Regions from separate parts of the Mus musculus genome. Here region 2 is linked to region 1. A link is a loop called in an ENCODE intact Hi-C map of the cell type or tissue named here. Cell type or tissue: left cerebral cortex. All regions are shown on one strand. Each heading gives the region's core, and the rest is flanking DNA. Links, peaks and the distances in the headings are about the cores only.

Region 1 (2,918 bases), core at 282-2,781:
CTCTGCCCCTCCTGCCTGCCTCTGCTAGTCATCAGTAGACTACACACACACACACACACACACACACACACACACACGTTGAGGGTACTTTCCCCTCTTGTGGAAGCACATTGTAAATCCTAAGCACTGAATATGGGAGGTGTTGTTATTAATAATAGCGTCTACAATCTACAAGGCAGCGTGCACACAGCACTCAACATGTACTTTTTCAATGCTTTTTGAGACACTGAGAGAACAACAGTACTGTGCTGTGGGAAAGGTATTGCCTGGGAGTCTCCCAGGAAAAGAATAGGTTCCAGGTCCCATTGAACCACTTCACTACTCTCCATTCAGCTCTGAGTGCTGATTTTGTATACAGTAGGTACTTCATTTGATTCCCAAGAGCCTATGAATTAGCTGTTACTGGGGCCATTTAACAGATGAGGCGGGTGCTCTGAAATCCTCGGTAACTCGCCCAGGATATTAGAGGTATTAAGTGACAGAGTCAGGATGTAGACCTGGAATTGCCTTTACTCCAAAATCCTTTTCATTTGTGGGTTCACAGGCTGCTGGGAAAAACACTGAGGAATAGAGAGCCTCTAAATGTGGTGCAGAGCTTGTGGGAGCTTGGCTCGTAGAACCCTCAAGGATCCTCCTGCTCATCGAAGATCCGGTCATTCAGTGAAAAAAGTAGGTCACACTTGACTGGGTTATAAAATGGAAAGGAAGGAGGGAAGGGAGGTGACCCGTGAGGAATGACAGAGCAAAACCCCTCAATCAGTTCTCTGCAGCATTCTGAGTCTGCTCAGCTGTGCCCCACCCCCAACCCCCTGCTCCCATCCCGGAGACCCCACAGGCTCAGCCTTGAACCTGGCGTACCTCCTAGCAGAGCACACAGCACTTGCGTACTCCTCACTTTAAGTTAAAAGGAAAATTCAAGGAAGGGAAAAGGCCCTTAAAACATCTTCAGAGGGATTTGGCTGTACTGTAACCTAAAAAAATCTGTGAAGTCGGGAGGTGTCAGAAAGAAAGCATGCATGAAACATCTTTATTTAAAGCCTGTGTGTACATGAATGACACATTAATGCCAATTCAAACATGAAATGTGGATCCTTTTTTGGAATACGGTCTGGGATTCGAAAGGCGCAAAGGTACCCTGCACGCTGGTTTGCATGGGGTTATAGATATAAATGGAAGTAAAAGAACTCTTGCATCTTCGTTTTTTTAATAAACCTGTGTTATGGCCTCAGAGCTATAGAGGAGAGTAGGTGCCAAAATCTGCCTTTCATTAACATAGGCCTTAAATGACAAGGAAGAGGTGTTGAAGACAAAATTACTTTTTCCTATGAGTATGAATCAGCAAAGTGCAGCAACAAGCAAGTGATAATAGCTGTGCGGGTGAGAGCCTACGGGGGCGGGGGGGGGGGAGGGAGAGGGGGGCGAGGTCAAGAAAAATAGCATCAGCTGGAAAAGACACAAGCACACCTGCGAGGCCTATGCAGGAGGCTACAGAGCACAGCTCCCCTGAACACCACCTCAAAGGGCTCAGAGCACAGTAAACCCAGCTTGGACAAAACACATTGGTATGAGATGGGTGGAACACATTAAAATCTCCAGATGGTTGAAGACAGCCCACCCTCAGCTGCCGCTGGAGCTGTCAGAGGCAAGCTACAGGTGCCACTGCTTGGCCAAGAACTTAAAACAACAGCTATTGATTCTCTGTTGCCTGCGGCCTCACAACCACTTAACCTTTAAGAAGGAGAAGCTAGAGTAGTGATTCTCAACCGGTGGGCACAGCCCCACCTTGGAGTCAACCGACCTTTTCACAGGAGGCCACCTAAGACCATCGGAAAACACTGGTTGTTGCATTCCAACTCGTAACAGTAGCAAAATTACAGTTAATGAAGTAATAGTGAAAATAATTTTATGGATGGAGGTCCCCACGGCATGAAGCACTATATTAAAGAGTTGCAGCATTAGGAAGGTTGAGAACCACTGAGCTAGAGAGAGGCAGATGAGCACTGCAGAAAGGGTGTGGGTGGGATCAATATTGGACTTGAAGTAGTCACAGTGTCCAGATACCTGTGAACTTGGCATCTCAGTGTTCTGTGTGTTCTGTGTCTTAAACATGATTTTCTTTAACAAGCAGCTACTAAGGAAAGCAGAGAGCCCACCCCCCCGGCGCCGGGGTGGGGGTGGGTGGGGGGTGCAGGGAGCTTTGCTCTCAGATGTTACAAAGAAGATGACCCTTGATAGGTTCCCCGACACCAACAAACACCAACCTCATCTCTTCTACATGGGCTAATGAAACTGGATCCAGGAAAAATGTGCATTTTGCTATACTTACACAAATTCCTTGGCAATGTTCTCAACCTATAGTTCCTTTTCAGAGCTACTTCCTAGTCCATTACAGGAAAAAAAAAGTAGCAATTAAGTTTTCCTCAGTTAATCTTTGTATATCAAGTAGGATTGTTTCAAAAACCACCGTGGGAGGTGCACTAACCCTTCGGGCTTTTAAGGCCTTTTCACTGGGGAAAACTGCTCTAAACGCTGTGAGTTCCTAAAATTAATGATGAGATGCTATTGAGTTGATTGCATTAGTGCGGTTTAAATTTTTCTTTTTCACTGTTCAGTACTTAGCACAAGCAGCATCACGCAGTCGCTGCCTCATTTCTCTTGATTTCTGCCTCCTTGGAGTAACATGTCTCCCTCCCGAGGCCCTGTCCTGCCTAACAGAATGGTCCCTCTCCATCCATCTTTAGCGGCATGCAGCTCCTGCAGGTGAGCGAGACCACGGCACCCCTGGGCAGCGCTGGGAACTCAGTACTAAAAATCACCTGAGAGAAAATGGCTGAAATTGCCTGCGTAGCACACGGCCCTGAAGCAAGAGGAAAATTTCTGCCTCCAAGGGTAATTACTTTTCTCGCTTCTCACAGTTC
Region 2 (2,918 bases), core at 326-2,825, 110 kb after region 1:
TGCCTCTGCCTATCTTGAAGCCTAAAGTCTTCCTTCACTTAGGAAAACCAAATGCATTAAGGGTATGGCTCAGGAGAAGAGGCACTTTGGATGCTTCTGGGGCCAGCTCTAATTCTTAAATGGACACTAACACTTTTCATGTTTCAAGAATGTGAAAGCAACCCAAAGGAACTTGGAGACTGCTCTACATATGAGGACTCTCGGGGACCCTTGAGGCACACAGGCAGTGGTATGAAAGCTACAGGGTTTACAGGCAAAGAGGTAAAGGGAATTCGTTGGGAACAAAAGGAAAGAAAAGAAAACACAAAATTAGAAACAAATGTTGCTCTTTGCTAGGCATGGAGGCACCATCTGCAATTCCAACACTGTATAAAATTTCCTTTATTTATTTGTTTGCTGTTAAGGCATTATCTTATTCAGTGGAGTCCAAACTGACCTCAAATTCGCAGCAACCCTCCTCTTGTCAGCTGGGAGTATGCGCATGAACTCTCAGGCACAGGTAAAAAGCTCACATTTTAGAGAGCATTTTACATAATGTAGAAAGATAATCCAGATTTTCTTTAGTGGATTTGTTTTATTATGGACTATAATCTTAGAGAATCTTCTAAGTCTTTTTATTTTAGTTCCTTTAGGTTGCTGTAACAAAATTCCTGAGGCTAGATAATGAATAAAGATTATAGACTTGTTTAGCTCAGTTCTCATATACTAGGGTGGAGCACAGCATCTGCCTAGCTTCTGGTACGAGCCTCGCTGCAGATGGCAGGAATGTTTTTGAGAGTAGAGAGTGTGTTTGTGGAAGAGGCTAAGCATGAGTGGTCACCTTGGTTTAAAATAGCCTGCTCCCAAGGAAACTGATCCAGTCCCAAGAAGGCCACCTCACTCCCAGGCCACCTGGCTGGTGCTTGGCCCCCTAGTGTGGCTAGTTCAAACACTCTTCCACCCACGAGGGCACAGCCCCTTGACCTAACTCACTCTTAACATCCTTACATTGAAAAATCAAATCTCCACGTGAGTTTCGGTGTGGATAAATCATGCACGAATCGTGGCAACATCCTAAGTTAATGGGAATGTCGTGTAAAATTTCCCGATTAATGTCAGATGTTGGAAACCCGTATCAAGTTTCTTTGTCAGGTTTCAGAGCATCCGGAGCACTCTTGTCGGTGACTAATGGAATCCTCGATGAATGAAGACACTCACTTAACAGTTGCTATCTCTGTGCTCTCCCTGCAGTTCGGGAAGGAGCTGATGCTGAGCCCTCTGCTCTCTACCTTCCTTCCACAGGGCCAGATGAGTTACCGCAGTGGGCAGCAGGGATTTTCCTGAAAAAGATCCCTGCGCTTTCATGGCTGGCACTAACTCAAGTGTGCGCGCAGAAGTGACTGTGAACCTCCTAAATATATCCCACTGAATTCAAACTGAATGTATCCTCAGTTTAACTTCCCCATAATCTGAGCTCCCAAGTAGCCTTGCCGTTCCAAGGGTAGCAGAGAAGCTTCTGTGAAAAAGCGGAGCGTTACTGACAGCAGCGAGAATGTCTTCATTGTGTAAATCTGACAGAAACATATGACCTGTGAATATATTACCAGAATCTTTCCCTCACTAAGTGGAGGCTTTTTTTTGGGGAGGGGGTCCTTATGATGTAGACTTGGCAAAACCTGGAGTGCTCGCTCTCTCTCTCTCTCTCTGTCTCTCTCTCTCTCACACACACACACACACACACACACACACACATTTGTAGCAACCCCACCCCCACCCCACCCCACCCCCACCCCTCGCCTCTGCCTCTCAAGTGCTGGAAAGCTGCTGTACGGTTGGCTGTACGATTGTACGATTGTACATCCATGTAGCTTAATGGAGGTTTCACACGTTCTTTTTTTTTTTTTTTTCACTGTGTTGTTTTCTTCTTGTTTGGAATTTCTGTATCATACTAAAGACGAGATACCCATCTTTTGACCACAAAATGACAGTATGAGGATAAAAGTCACATGCTAAGACAGAGCCACAGGAAACCTGTGGTCTTTGTCACTGTTTACCTTGCAACTTCTTGGGATGTAGGGGGAGGAGGAAGGGCACATCTCCTGTTATTTGCTAATGAATGCCTCCTCACATTGAACCATTTCTCATGGTAGAGATTTTGGACTAAGGATCCAGGGACAGAATGTCTTTAGCTGCCATCCATGGAACGTCTAACATTTAAATAAATGAATTGGTTTATGTAATAAATAAGCTGTGTTCCCATATGCCAATCTATCTCTCATTGACATTTTGCAGTTAAGAGATGTTTGAAATCTTAAAATTATACGTCTACTAGTTGAGCTAATTTTACATTTAATTTAAATTTCATTGCAACTATCTGGTTGCACAGGATTGGTAGTGTAGCTCAGAGCATTTGTCTAGGGCACATAAAGTCCCAACTCCAATTCTGAATTCTGAAGACTTTCAAGTCTGGTTACATGGAAATCTCGCTTAGGATGCAATGCTGATTGACTTCAGATCATTTTTACAATAGCTTTTTATTTCATATGTCTTCATTTTCCTCCTTGTAAACTAGAATTAATTATTAAACACAAACGATATAGATGAGTTTGTTGTAATTTTTTTTATATGTCATGAACAATGTTCTGCATTGTGTTCCAATAAGGTATATTGGTGGGTCTTCATGTGCATATTAGGACTTTATAAAATGAGCTTTTAAGTCTGTCCAGTCACTGCATAAGCCACAGTGTTTTGGAGCTCTCATGAAGACTGATGTTTCAGAACTTACCACAATTTTACTGAGAGCCTACCAGAGAGTTCTCCTGCGTCAACCGAATGGATTGGACACATGGATTTCATCTGGCTTTTCATTACTCTCGGTGCTCTTAAACTTCAATGATTTTTTTTTAAAGACTTCTATGTATTTAGTATGTATGTATACG

The links. Peaks named below come from ENCODE experiments on the same cell type or tissue, not always from the same donor. Only the 100,000 strongest peaks of a DNase experiment are listed, where the experiment ranks them.
Region 2: it touches region 1 in a loop (5-fold over the local background); 2 of 42 quality-filtered maps call a loop at or near these places.

What each region holds. Positions count from the first base shown.
Region 1 is chr2:70,957,362-70,960,279 of GRCm38, reverse strand. No RefSeq gene overlaps it. Among named protein-coding and RNA genes, the nearest start is that of Gm39843, 36 kb to the right of the region's middle. In left cerebral cortex, for the core only: no CTCF peak of the experiment used is centred there; DNase peaks (open chromatin) are centred at 656, 1,129 and 1,577; H3K27ac peaks cover 1,585 bases.
Region 2 is chr2:70,851,456-70,854,373 of GRCm38, reverse strand. No RefSeq gene overlaps it. Among named protein-coding and RNA genes, the nearest start is that of Gm39842, 14 kb to the right of the region's middle. In left cerebral cortex, for the core only: no CTCF peak of the experiment used is centred there; DNase peaks (open chromatin) are centred at 799 and 1,352; H3K4me3 peaks cover 546 bases; H3K27ac peaks cover 1,236 bases.